Regions from separate parts of the Homo sapiens genome. Here regions 2 and 3 are each linked to region 1. Evidence: chromatin contacts called from ENCODE Hi-C data. All regions are on one chromosome and are shown on one strand. The core of a region is the stretch at or near the end of the contact, and the rest is flanking DNA. Distances in the headings are between cores, read along the strand shown.

Evidence for each region. A loop is a pair of places that touch in the nucleus more often than their neighbours do. Pooled maps may share reads with other maps.
Region 2: a map with no recorded cell type shows a loop between it and region 1 (12-fold over the local background). The contact joins two enhancer-like sites. A Hi-C loop is called at or near these places in 2 of 37 single-sample maps with no recorded cell type and 3 of 50 pooled maps.
Region 3: a loop to region 1 is called in a map with no recorded cell type, with 4 times the contacts of the local background. The contact joins the promoter of LINC-ROR here to the enhancer-like site in region 1. A Hi-C loop is called at or near these places in 2 of 37 single-sample maps with no recorded cell type and 2 of 50 pooled maps.

What each region holds. Positions count from the first base shown.
Region 1 is chr18:55,241,842-55,246,216 of GRCh38, forward strand. All of the region lies in intron 15 of TCF4 (transcription factor 4), which reads right to left. Among named protein-coding and RNA genes, the nearest start is that of LINC01929, 120 kb to the left of the region's middle. Within about 2 kb of position 2,295, at least 6 of the 41 ENCODE cell types and tissues checked have a DNase peak (open chromatin) inside an H3K27ac peak, as active enhancers do.
Region 2 is chr18:54,147,240-54,151,419 of GRCh38, forward strand. No RefSeq gene overlaps it. Among named protein-coding and RNA genes, the nearest start is that of SNORA37, 73 kb to the right of the region's middle. Within about 2 kb of position 1,937, at least 10 of the 41 ENCODE cell types and tissues checked have a DNase peak (open chromatin) inside an H3K27ac peak, as active enhancers do.
Region 3 is chr18:57,069,701-57,074,423 of GRCh38, forward strand. LINC-ROR (long intergenic non-protein coding RNA, regulator of reprogramming) reads right to left here and starts at 2,419. Exons shown (of 5, transcript NR_152602.1): 1 at 2,204-2,419; 2 at 110-303. RefSeq lists enhancers at 1,838-2,551, 2,552-3,265.

The DNA.
Region 1 (4,375 bases), core at 1,045-3,544:
TGATGCAATATTAAGGCTTCAGCCTGGCTCTTGCTTGCTGTATGGATCCAGTCTAAGAGGTCCACCTTGTGCTGATGCATCCTTCACCTAGACTCCCAGGACCAATGCAGTTCCCTCCTATTTTTAAATTCCTCACTATCAATGTTCAATTACCTACGCATGGCCTCTCATCTGCTGGGTTAACGCCCACATCACTAAGGCTTGAGCAAAGCCCTCCCTGCTCTGTCTGCTGGGCTAGTTTTTTCCTCCTAACTCACCAACTGCTTCTCTTTTATTAGCCTCACAGATCCCCTCACTCTCTGACCCTTCAGGGCTGAGTGGATCTCCAGAAATCTCCACTTTCTTGTCACCTCACGAGCTCACTATGCATTACAGACACCACCCTTAAAACACATTCAAGGTCATTGTTGAATGGTGCAGGGCATAAACTTCAATAAGTTTGTTTTGCTGCCATTCGTAAAGCCTATACTTGTCTCCATTTGTGGGCATCCCATCCCAAGGACAGGAACTGCACAGGTCACTGCACGGGAGTGTAATAGTACAATGTGCAGTTAGATGCTTAGCAAATGATGACACAAATGCTATGGATCTGTGAGACTATGTCTGAAATTTAATTGTTTGATATTGCCAAATATACATTTAGCATGTTTCTATCAAATAAACATTTCACTTAATTTGACAAGCGCCTTATGAAAGTGTACTATATGCAAGGCACTACATGGGCATTTGCAAGGAAAAATAAACACGTCTATGACTTTGCAGGCACTGATTTTTTTTTTTTTTTTTAAGATGGAGTGTTGCTTTGTTGCCCAGAAAGGAGTGCAGTGGCATGATCTTGGCTCACTGCAACCTCCGCCTCCCGGGTTCAAGCGATTCTCCTGCCTCAGCCTCCCCAGTAGCTGGGATTACAGGCGTGCACCTTTACGCCCAGCTAATTTTTGTATTTTTAGTAGAGACGGGGTTTCACCATGTTGGCTAGGCTGGTCTCGAACTCCTGAACTTGTGATCCTCCCGCCTTGGCTTCCCAAAGTGCTGGGATTACAGGCCTGAACCACCGCGCCTAGCCCAGGCACTGATATTTTAATGATGGGATAATATTACTATACAAGGCAAAATACGATGAATGTCATAAAGGAGTACAAGGTCATGTAGGGTTTTAAAAAATGATGAAGTCATACCCGTTTAGGAAACCAGGGACTACTTTAAGAAGAACATGACATTTTAGGCAGGTTTTGAGTGATGGGTCGAATTTTGATATAGATTATCCAAATATATTTTTAAAGAGCTGACGCTTAACACAACTAAATAATATCCCAAATTTAAGTGAAAATTTCATTTTATATCAATAAGTGGCATGATTTAGATACTGTGTATGTGTGAAGAAGCAAGCAGCTAAGGACTGTGTGTTAACATGTGTTTTCATATTGTCAGACTACATATTTCTGACAAAAAGCAGATTTTTGTAAAGCCCTTTGTAAAGCTCAATGGCTTTGCTACAAAGTGAACAACACAGGGCATTTTGGACACAAATGGTACCTCACTGTATGTGTGTATTATTGGCCCAAATGATTCACTCTTATTTAATTGCCATGAAGTCTTTCATCTCGCAGCTATACAGTAATAGTTTCCATATGACCAGTGGCTCTGCTATAAATAAGATCAAAAGCAGAAGAAAGGATTTAATAAAAGAAAATGACATTAAGAGTAGCATTAAATCAGGGGAAAAATACCTATATCCAACTCGTTTTTTGTTTGTTTGTTTGTTTGTTTTTTGAGAATAAAGCACCCAGAGTACTAGGCAGTTTCCCCAATATCTCATGAAAGGTCTTTTTGCAAGCAGTAGGTATCTGCAGAACCCATTGTGTGCACCTTAGAGTGGCAATGATTAAGTTGTGAGGGTACGTGTGAGGGGTAGAGGGCAGAGTGTCCCATTTAGAGTCAGGTTGGAGAACAGGTAATAGACCAAACGGCAAATTTCACATGGTAAAGAGTACAACTGCAATGTGTCAATGGCAAACGTTCACCCATTTCTCTGTCCTTTTCTGTTCTATTTAATGGAGAAAGACTTTTTGGTAATTCAGAGTTTCTCAGAGAATCATAACATTGCTCAATGCTAGTACATGAGTTCTGAGAAAGGAAGTTTTTTTTGGCAAAGCACAGTGACTTGATATGAAAAGCCAACTTCCCAAACAAATTTTCTTCTAGTTCTTAAAAAAAAAGTACAATGTTAATCTCTATTCCCGACTGGATAAACAGCTGCTAATAACCTCCAGCTCCCAGGGGAGGAGGCTTACTTCCTTTCATCTTCAGACTGGTGGATACCTGACGTGCACTGGCCTTTAGTGGTTCCACATGTTTTTTGCTTTGCTTTTTTTCCAGACTGCTTCGGTACGGGTCTTGCCAAGTCGGGTCTCTTTTCCCCCTTTCCCTTAGATTGCATCCAAAACCTTGGAAGATATAGTCAGTTATGGTACTGCTTATTTGAAATAGTAGTTCTTTTACTGTTGGTGTGTTTAAAGAGGAAATTCAAACACCCAAAGGAGACTAGAGCGCCTTGGGCTCTTGTATCTTGAAGCCCTGTGAGAAAAATGACCATTTTAGTTCCTTTCATACTGAGCTAATTATTCACTTGAGGGCTGGCTATGTTCAAAAATACTCAATTTCTAGTAGTATTGCTAGTGCACTTACTTATTAATACTTATAGCCGTGTCCTAAATAAAGGAGCAAACTTCAACACTTTTTCTTCTAATAGGAAGTGCCCTGCAGAAGATTCCAGAGCCAGTCGGCCTCTGAAGTCTTTCTCACTTGCTCTTAAGCACCTGCTTTAATGGTGACCTCAGTTCTATATCTCAAGGTTTAGACATTTTGCAAAACAGCTTTTTAAACAAATACCAGCTGTTTCCCATCTAGACTACAGGGGGAAAATTTTGGGCAGCTTACAGAAACATTACCCAGAGACTACCATTCTCCAATAACTTTCACACACTTTCAGCTCCAAAAGAGACCCGTCCGTGTGCAGAAGCCAGGGAGAAGGCAAATGTGAAATTAAAATGTGGAAACTCAATACCGTGGTTTTTGACAATGTGTCCAATTAACTGCTTTAAAATGAATGTGGCTATTGTATCAGGACAATGCTTCCCTAAAGATGTCATTTCACTAATATTGGACAGATCTTTTGGTTAAACTCAACTTTATAGTTCTAAGATGATTTATGGATATAGAGGAAGCTATAATTATGCACAACTGTGAATGTCAACCAAATAGGTAGAACCCTCGCATTACAGAAAATGTAATGCTACAGCTTTTTTTCAGTTCTCACTCCTAAAGCTGCTTTGCCTAAACCCTCTTCTTACTATGAACCCATTTTCAACTTCTGTTTTCTAAGCAATTAAGATACTTTTGATTTGAAAAATTTACAGCCATAATAAAAGTTAAAATAACACAACGGCCATGGAATGTGAAAAAATATAAAATGGCCAAGGCCTAATCTTGGCTTTTAAACAGTGCCAAGTTGCTCCAGTATTTTCTGTTTTGGTATGAATGACATAACTGAATTACTTCATGAGTTGCTACTTTAATTCCTAAGGGTGGAAAATTCCATGAGTTAACTTAATTTGGATGTAAAAAATATACATGAAAGCTCGCTCTTCCTGTGGACTCTCATGTGAAATATTCGAGCCAACTGCTGGAGCTGCCGTGCTGTGGAGGGGCTTTTCACCCAATGCAGCCCTGGCTGGCAAGCTGCAAGGACTGGTATCATCAGGCAGTTTTCTTACTTCCATTTAGGTGCATGAGCCTTTATTTTCTGTTTTTGGTTTTAAATCATGTTTATTATATGGCTCTGAAACGCCTTTTCTATCCTGTCTCTAATTGTTGAAATTCTATGTGGACTCGAATATGAGCTCAATGGCATCTTCTCCGGGAAGCTTTTCCTAGCGGTCTGAATTGCTCCTTAGGTCATTTCATAATTCTACCTTGCATTATAGTTAGACCCATATTTGTATTATCACTCTACCAGGATAAAAGGCCTGTAAGATCAGATACTTTCTTTTACACGTTTATGCATCCCCAAAAGCATCTGAAGCACAGCAGATGCAGAAAGAGTGAATGAACATATGTATATTTTCTAATATATACAATATATACTTTTCCCTCCAGAAAATCTGCTTTCCTGAGAAAATAAGGGTAATATTGCATTTTTTTAAATGCACAGTTGTGCCTATTCCAAATTATGGATAGTTTAAGATTATGTCCCTGTAACAGTTCATTTAAAAAATGATGATCACTGTGCTATTAAATGTGTCTGCCTGCCTTTTCCTCCACAATTTAAGAAGAAAACCATGTAAGGATGTAAGAATATGATGAGGTTATAGGG
Region 2 (4,180 bases), core at 687-3,186, 1.1 Mb before region 1:
TCATGCCCAAATCCATTCTTTTAAGAAGTCATATTCATGTCTTAGAGGAACTTATAACTTAGGTAATATGAGAAGCATTTGAGGAACAGGCAATATGTACTCATATACAAGGTGTCAGGCAGAGTCACGCTACTGAGAAGGGACAGATTGGAGGGAGGAATGCATTTGACAAGGCTTTAGGAAAGAAATGTGATGCTTTTTTTTTTTTTGGCTTAAGTAAAAGATGGGATCTGGAAAAAAAAAAGAAAAGAAAATATAGGGTCCGGACTGATTGTGAGAAAAAAAGAAGCTAATTCTACAGAGAAACCAGTAAAAATGAAAGCACAAAGGTAGGGGAAAGCACAAAAGAATAGCAGGCAGTTTGAGACAGAAGATTGAAGCAGGTGTTGTGGTTGACCCCCTAGCAGCCCCAACACTCCCATATGATGATTAATCTAAGCCATCTGGGGTAATTCCAACCCCCTTTCTCAGCAACTAGTTTAGGAATGGGCGTGTTAACCAATTCTAGCCAATGAGGTACAAGGGAAAGTGTTTGGGGCCTTCTAAAAAGCAGGCATATGGCTGGGTGTGGTGGCTAATACCTGTAATCCCAGCACTTTGGGAAGCTGAGACAGAATTGCTTGAGATCAGGAGTTCAAGACCAACCTGGTCGACATAGCGAGATCCTATCTCTATCATATATTTAAAAGAGTAAATAAATAAATAAATAATAAAAAGCAGGCACAGGAAGACATCTATCTTCTCCTTCTTGCCATTGTCATGTCTGGACACCTGGAAGCATCTTGCTACTGAGCTGAGGCTGAAGTCAATTCACGAAGGAGAGGCCATGATTAGAAGACTACACAGAAGCAAAGCTAGAGCCCTGTGGTTTGCATTAAGAATCTAAAGTAGCCTAGAATTGTCTTTTAGATACATTTAATGTACATTTCCTTATTGTTTAAGCCATCTGAGACTGATAATCTGTTACTTGTAGCTAACAGTATGTGGCAGGCAGAAGGCCCTTTTCCAAAAAATTACCCATGCTCTAATGTCTAGAAATTGTAATCATGTTAGGTTACATGGCTAAAGTGATTCTGCAGATACAATTAAGTTTGCAGATCTCAAAATGGAAAGATTATCTTGGATTATCTGGGTGAGCTTAATCTAATTAAATGAGTTTTTGAAGGAAGAGAACTTTCTCTGGCTGGAGTGAAAGACATGAGGCAGAAGGGGAAGTTGGAGCAATAAGACAAATTGACCTGATTTCTGGCTTTAAAGATTAAGGCAGCTGGCTGGGCATGGTGGCTCATGCCTGTAATCCCAGCACTTTGGGAGGCCGAGGTGGGCGGGTCACCTGAGGTCAGTAGTTCAAGACCAGCCTGGCCAACATAGTGAAACCCCATCTCTACTAAAAATATAAAAATTAGCCAGGCATGGTTGTACGCATGCCTGTAATCCCAGCTACCCAGGAGGCTGAGGCAGGAGAATCACTGGAACCCGGGAGGCAGAGGCTGCAGTGAGCCAAGATCAAGCCACTGCACTCCAGCCTCCAACCTGGATGACAGAGCGAGGCTTTCAAAAAAAAACAAAAACAAAAACAAAAACAAACAAACAAAAACGATGAAAGGAGCCATTAGCCAAGGAATGTGGGCAGCCTCTAGACATTGAGGACAAACCCCGACTAACAGTCAGCAAAAAATCAGGGACCTCAGTCCCACCCTATCACAAAGAAATTTCCCTGAGTAATTTGAATTATCTCCATTCTTTAATTCACACCCATATTTCCTCTTGCCTTTCTACTGATCTTTAATAAAATGGCAATAGAGCCTATGGAATGTCATTTTAAAAAAAGAAGAGGAAGAACAACAACAACAAAGATTGTGACCATTCCTTGAATGAATACAAAGTTCCAGTAAAGTTGAGTGTGTTTCTGACTCACTGAGTAATAATGCATTCACCCTTCCCCCAGCCCTCCACCCCCAGTGTTAAATGTTTTCAGAGTTAGGTGACTAATTCATCCTCTTCTCACAGCAGCTTCTGTAAAACCAAAATCTTGTTTGTTCCAAAAAGCCACATGAGTTTCTTAAAATGAAAGTCATAGTTGGAAGGTTATAGTTTTCTCATTTGTAAAATTATACTAAGTGACTCGGCTCTTGTAGGAGACAGAAGAGAGGAAGAGAAAGGTTTAAAAGAAGGCATTCATTCCCAGTAGCACATTCTACCATGTTGCTATTTGTATCAGTCCCCTCAAGTTTCCAAATGTTTCTGTTTTCTCACAACTAGCTACTGTTGGGTGTAAGGCCTTCGTATGAATCATGCTGTGTTCAACAAGCATATTCTTGCTTGCTATCAACCTCTCCCAACACACACACAATTAACTCCCTGCTTTGGTTCTCTCTCAGTCCAGGGAATATTTATCCAGTCAGCGAAAATCAAGGTAACTCCCCAAGAAGCATATTCCAATACCTAACAATTTACCAGCGTTTTTTGTTTGTTTGTTTTTGGGGGAAGCGGTTGCTCCCATTTATGAAATACATTACCATACGGAGGCCACTCTATTAGGTATTTTGTTAGCATTAATTCATTAAATCAAAATGGAAAGTCATTTGGAGGCTACCAACAAATGCAACAACAACAACAATAACAAATCAAGCTGTAGATGATCTGAATTTGTATGTGACAGCCATTCTGCCTCAAGAGTGGAGTGAAATCACTAGACCAGCCCTCAGTGGTTCATTCTTGGATATACATTCCCCACTGAGAATTCTACAGAAGCTACTGATACTACCCCAGGAGAAAGGCACATCGTCATAAAATTGTGTATGTAATGGCAAGAGTCTGGCAGGCTCCTTGACTCCAGGGGAATATGGACCCCCGATGAGGAGTCCTGCACTGGAGCAGTGGTCTCAAAACTCCTTTGCTAATAAATCCTTTCTGAGACAAAAACGTATTCCCAAATTTATGGATATTTACTTACAAATAATATACATGTACTGTTCTACTAATATGTATATTAAAAAACACTCAAAAATTAGAATCACAATAACATTAGATAAAAACAAATATTAAAAGGTCCCACTCCCAGTGAATGGTTTTACACATGCCCTACATCAGGGGCCCCAAGCCCTGGGCGGCAGCAGGCTCGTACTGATCTTCAGCCTGTTAGGAACAGGGCCACACAGCAGGAGGTGAGCAGGTGAGCAGGCATTCCCGCCTGAGCTCCGCCTCCTCTCAGATCAGCTGTGTCATTAGATTCTCATTGGCGCACAAACTTTACTGTGACTCGCACATGCGAGGGATCTAGATTGCACACTCCTTATGGGAATCTAATGCCTGATGATCTGAGGTGGAATAGTTTCATCTCAGAACCATCACCCCACCCCACCCTGCTCTTTGGAAAAATTGTCTTCCATGAAACCAGTCCCTGGTGCCAAAAAGGTTGGGGACTCTTGCCCCAGGGCCTATGGTCCAGTTGCATCTTGCTGCCAGACTTCTCAGAGGATCAAGTTCATGAGGCAAAAAGCTGAAAGTACTACAAAGAAAACGCTAACCGTCGGATAAAAATAATTCCTAACATTCTGTGATTAAGAAGCTTTACCTATTCTCACCTCTTTTATAAGATAAATAATCCTAGTAAAGATTTCTCAGCAGGGAGGTTTACTGGAAAAGCTTTGACTAGTCACCCACAAAAGGACCAGATCTCCTAGGAAGAATCGCTCTGCTTTCAGGCCACAGTCATACTGTACTTGTTAAACCAAACTGTGTTGCTTTTTGTCAGCTTAAGACCCGAGTGGAGAATAGCATTGGAAGGTTGTGTGGCGTTCTCGAGACAGAAAACCTTTACATTCAAATTTCCCTCTCTGAATCTTATTGGCTAGGATAAGTCATTTAACTTATCTGGGTCTTAGATTCCTTAACTCATAAATGAGGAGAAGAAGAATATGTACATATTACATGGCTTACATGTAGATTAAAATTCAAAGATAACATTAATGGAGGTGAAAGTGTTCCATAAATTATTAAATGCTATATAAATGTGAGGAAATAAAACACTTTTTGTTTTCCCATCATTAAAAGTCAAATAATTGATAAAAGTAACTATTTTCACATAAAATTTGCATGTGCCCTTATAGAGAAAACCAGCATGCAAATTAAAATTTTAAAGCCTACTCCAGATCCTTCGAGTCATGCATTTTGACAG
Region 3 (4,723 bases), core at 1,169-3,668, 1.8 Mb after region 1:
TGGCTGTCAATACCCACAACAGTTATGGAGGCAAGGGAAACAGGCCCTTGAAAAGAAGGTAATGTGGAGTGGGTAGCCTCCATATTGATTAAGAAGAGGACGGACTTACCTTCCACTGTGAGAGTTACCCGAAGCTCGGCGTCCGTGATGGTCTAGGGGGCTTCCGAGGCGATCGGGCAGCGTCAGTCTTCAGCCGCTAAGCCAAGAAGATCTGGGAAGGAGTCAGAGAGCCTTGGGCCAGAGTTCCAGCGGCTGTGGGAGTGGCTGTCAGGTGAGTTGGACAGTCCGATTTCCAGTGGGGTCCTGCACAGATGGGACACGGCTTAGGAGGAATCCTGGGCTGCAGGCATTCCTTGGCCTGGTGGCCAGATTTCTGGCACTTGTAGCAAGCTCCTGGGGGAGGAGGTTCTGGAGGAACGCCTGGCTGCTGCAGTTCAGGCATTTGGAAGTTCTTGTGTGCTGGAGATGTGGCTGGGATTCGTCTCACAGTGGAGGCAAGGAATTGCAACTTTTCTCTATTATTGTACACCTTGAAGGCGAGGTTAATTAAATCCTGTTGTGGGGTTTGAGGGCTGGAATTTAATTTTTGGAGTTTTATTTAATGTCAGGAGCAGATTGGGTAATAAAATGTATTTTGAGAATAAGACGGCCTTTTGACCTTTTAGGGTCTAGGGCTGTAAAGTGTCTCAGGGTTGCTGCTGAACGAGTCATGAATTGGGCTGGATTTTTATATTTGATGAAAAAGAGCCTAAATGCTATCTGATTTGGGATAAAGAAAAAGGAGCATTAACCTTGACTATGCCTTTAGCTCTCCAGCCACCTTTTTAAGAGTAAATTGCTGGGCAGGTGGGGGAGGGCTAGTCACGGAATGAAACTGTAAGCCGGACCGGGTGTGAGGAGGGGAGGTGATAAAAGGATTATAGGGTGGAGGAGCAGAGGCTGAGGAAGAATTGGGACCTAGCTCGGCCTGGCGAGGAGCAGCCTGGGGAGGAGGGGAGAGGTCAGATGGGTCTGTAGAAAAGGAATATTAGAAAGACTCAGCGACGCTTGGGGTTGGGACTGAGGGGACAGGTGGGAGGGTAAAAAGGAAGATTTGGGACAAGTTGCACTGGGCACAGAGACTAGGGAGGGACCAATGTGTAAAAGAATGCCTGGACATCAGGCACCTCAGACCATTTGCCCATTTTACGACAAGAATTATTTAGATCTTGCAGGATGGAAAAATTGAAAGTGCTGTTTTCCGGCTATTTGGAACTACTGTCGAGTTTGTATTGGGGTCAAGCGGCATTGCAGAAGAAAATAAGACACTTAGATTTTAGGTCAGGTGAGAGTTGAAGAGGTTTTAAGTTCTTAAGAACACAGGCCAAAGGAAAAGAAGGAGGAACGGAGGGTGGAATTTTGCCCATAGTGAAGGAGGCAAGTTTAAAGAAAAGGGAGAGTAGAGACACGGAGGGAAGCGGTTTGGGGGTTCTTACCCTCCAGAAAAGCAGGAAAGGGGTCAGGGCACAGAGATACAAGGTTGGGGTGCAGAAATAAGGGATCAGGGCACAGAGAAATAAGAGGTTGGGGTGTGGAAATAAGGGATCGGGGTGCAGAGATATAAGAGGTCGGGGCACGGAAATAAGGGATTGGGGTGCAGAGATAAGAGGTCAGTGCGTGGAAATAAGGGATTGGGGGGCAGAGATATAAGAGGTTGGGGTGTGGAAATAAGGGATTGGGGCACAGAGATACGAGGTTGGGGTACTTGCCCTCCTCTAAAAAAGCGGGACTTGCCACTAAGAGTGAAGGAGAAGGGGTTGGGGGTTTCTTGCCCCCCAGAAAGGCAGAGAAGGGGTAGAGACACAGAGAGAAGTGGTTGGGGTACTTGTCCCTTCCCCAGAAAAGCGGGACTTGCCGCTAAGGGTGAAGGACCAAGGCAGGCGTCCCTGCATGGTCTGACACCTCTGAAACCTGGAAGAATAATCAGAGAGGCTTCCCTGCAATGATTAAACACCAAGGGAAGGCTGCCTTCCCTAGTCCGTGACCAGCGCCAGAGTTTTGGGTCCACGGATAAAACGTGTCTCCTTTGTCTCTACCAGAAAATGAAAGGAATTGAAATTAAGAGAAGGGAGAGATATTGAAGTGTGGCGCCAAGATTGAAAGGAGAAAGAGGTTGAGGGATAGTGAGGGAGGTTGGAAAAGAGAGTAAAAAGAGGCCACTTACTGGATTTGAAATTGGTGAGATGTTTCTTGGGCTGGTTGGTCTAAGGACCTGAGGTTGTAGGTGGATCTTTCTCACGGAGCAAAGAGCAGGAGGACAGGGTACTGATCTCCCAAGGGAGGTCCCCCTATCCGAGTCACATCACCAAATTTCATGAGCGTCCGTGTGAAGAGACCACCAAACAGGCTTTGTGTGAGCAACATGGCTGTTTATTTCACCTGGGTGCAGGCGGGCTGAGTCCAAAAAGACAGTCAGCGAAGGGAGATAGGGGTGGGGCTGTTTTATAAGATTTGGGCAGGTAAAGGAAAATTACAGTCAAAGGGGGTTTGTTCTCTGGTGGGCAGGAGTGGGGGTCGCAAGGTGCTCAGTGGGGGTGCTTTTTGAGCCAGGATGAGCCAGGAAAAGGACTTTCACAAGGTAATGTCATCACTTAAGGGAAGGACCAGCCATTTACACTTCTTTTGTGGTGGAATGTCATCAGTTAAGGCGGGGCAGGGCATTTTCACTTCTTTTGTGATTCTTCAGTTACTTCAGGCCATCTGGGCATGTACATGCAAGTCACAGGGGATGCAATGGCTTGGCTTGGGCTCAGAGGCCTGACAAAGCCCCTTAGGGAAATTATCCTGTGAGTCCACCAAAGGATTTGTGCTTATGAGGTGGACTCCTAGAAATGAGGGTTCTGCATCGTGACCGAGCCACTATATCCTCCTAAGTGTCTGTACATATGTGTGTGTGCATTTCTGTGTGTCCATATGTGTGCATATGTGTATGTGTGCATGAGTGTTCATATGCGTGTGTGTGCACTTGTATTATGGTCATGTGTGTGCATGTGCTTATGTGTGCATGTATGTGCGTGTGTGCATGCCTGTGTATTAATATGTGTGTGCATGTATGTGTGTGCATATGTGTGTGTGTGTGGTCTTTATCTGCCTGTTGGATTGATATGGGAATATGGGAATGCTATTTGGCTGGTGCCGACCTTCTTCTGATCTGCACAATGGCACTGCAGCACTGTAGAAAATATATTGATTGATTGATTGATTGATCTTTTTGAAATTAAATGAGCAGGGATCTGGGAGTCATGAGACCTGGGATCTGACCAGTGGATCAGTCAGCAGATATCTATTGAGCACAGGGAAGCACTATGCTGGGCACTATGGAGGAATCGAAGAAGCAAATGATACTCTTCTGCCTCCAGTTAATAAAAGTGTGTGGGGCAGTCACCAATTTCTGTTGGGCCCTCTGACTATGAATCCTGAAATCACAAAACTCTGGAGTTGCACAGGGGCATGGGAATGCCTTCGCCCTGTCCTCTTACCTCCTGGATGAGGAAGCTGAGGATGAGGGAATTGAGCTGACTCATGTCATGTTCCATTGGAGTGTCCTGAATTCCGGTCTGTGATTATTGACCAGTTGAACAGCTCTGCCTTTCCGAAAAGATCACATGGGCTCTGCTCTCATTTTTGCCAGGGGACCCAGCAGAAATGAGGCCTGCCCATCTTCAGAATTTATCTTCTATCAGATGGGCAGGGCAGCCCCTCACAAGTGCTGGGAAGCTCAGCAAAAATGTCCTTGGAAGGTACTTTTCGTCCATAGCAGGGGGATGAAAGTGACTCGGATTAGAACTGCATTATTATAATGATTACACAACAATTAACTTTTATCTTGCAATAACTAAATTCCAGATGCTTTGCCGAGGGCTTTATATGCATCATCTATTTTAACTTTCAGAACACGATGTGAGTACTATTATTATCTGTGGTTTATGTGTAAGGACACTGAAGCTCAGAGAAGTGACAAGACTTGCCCAGTGACACATAGTTGGTGCCTGGATTTGCGCATGAATACCAGCTCCAGTGGTTGAGCAAAAAATCTCATCAACTTAAGTTATTTTCGTTTCTACGATTCCCAAGGACAGTCTACCATTTATTTATTACTAAAAGCAGTTGCTATTTCTATGTTAATGTAGACAAAGTGTGTGCTAGTCCCCCTTTATAAAGCCAAGGTTGGGCATCAGACAGATACATTTCTAGTAACTAACCCTTTTCATCGAAGGTTGGCAGCATCCTGTCAAACTTCATAGGCATACGGGGAGAGGAACTGTAATTAAGTCTGTGGTGTAACAGACTAAAACAGAATGCGAAATTACTGGAGTCTTGTGGTTTGGGGAAATTCTCCTCCCACCCCACTAGAAAGACAAATAGTTTTCAAAATAATTATGTTTTTCCATTTTAGAAATTAAAAAAATAAATTAAGATTCCAATTGCCTGCCTTATGTGTTGCAAATAATTTCCAGGTAATGATCAAATTCCTTTCTTCTCTGGTGAGGAAATTTGTTCATGGTTAAGGCTGATCAGCTTTCAGATATCATGGCTATCAGTCAGAAAGACACAAACAATACGGTGCATTGTACACTTATGTAATTAGCATTTCCCCCAATTAGAGTATTAGGAGAAGCATAACATCAAGACTTGGTTTGATGTTGGGCATGCTGTTTTTTTGTGGCATCGTCTTCGGGAATAA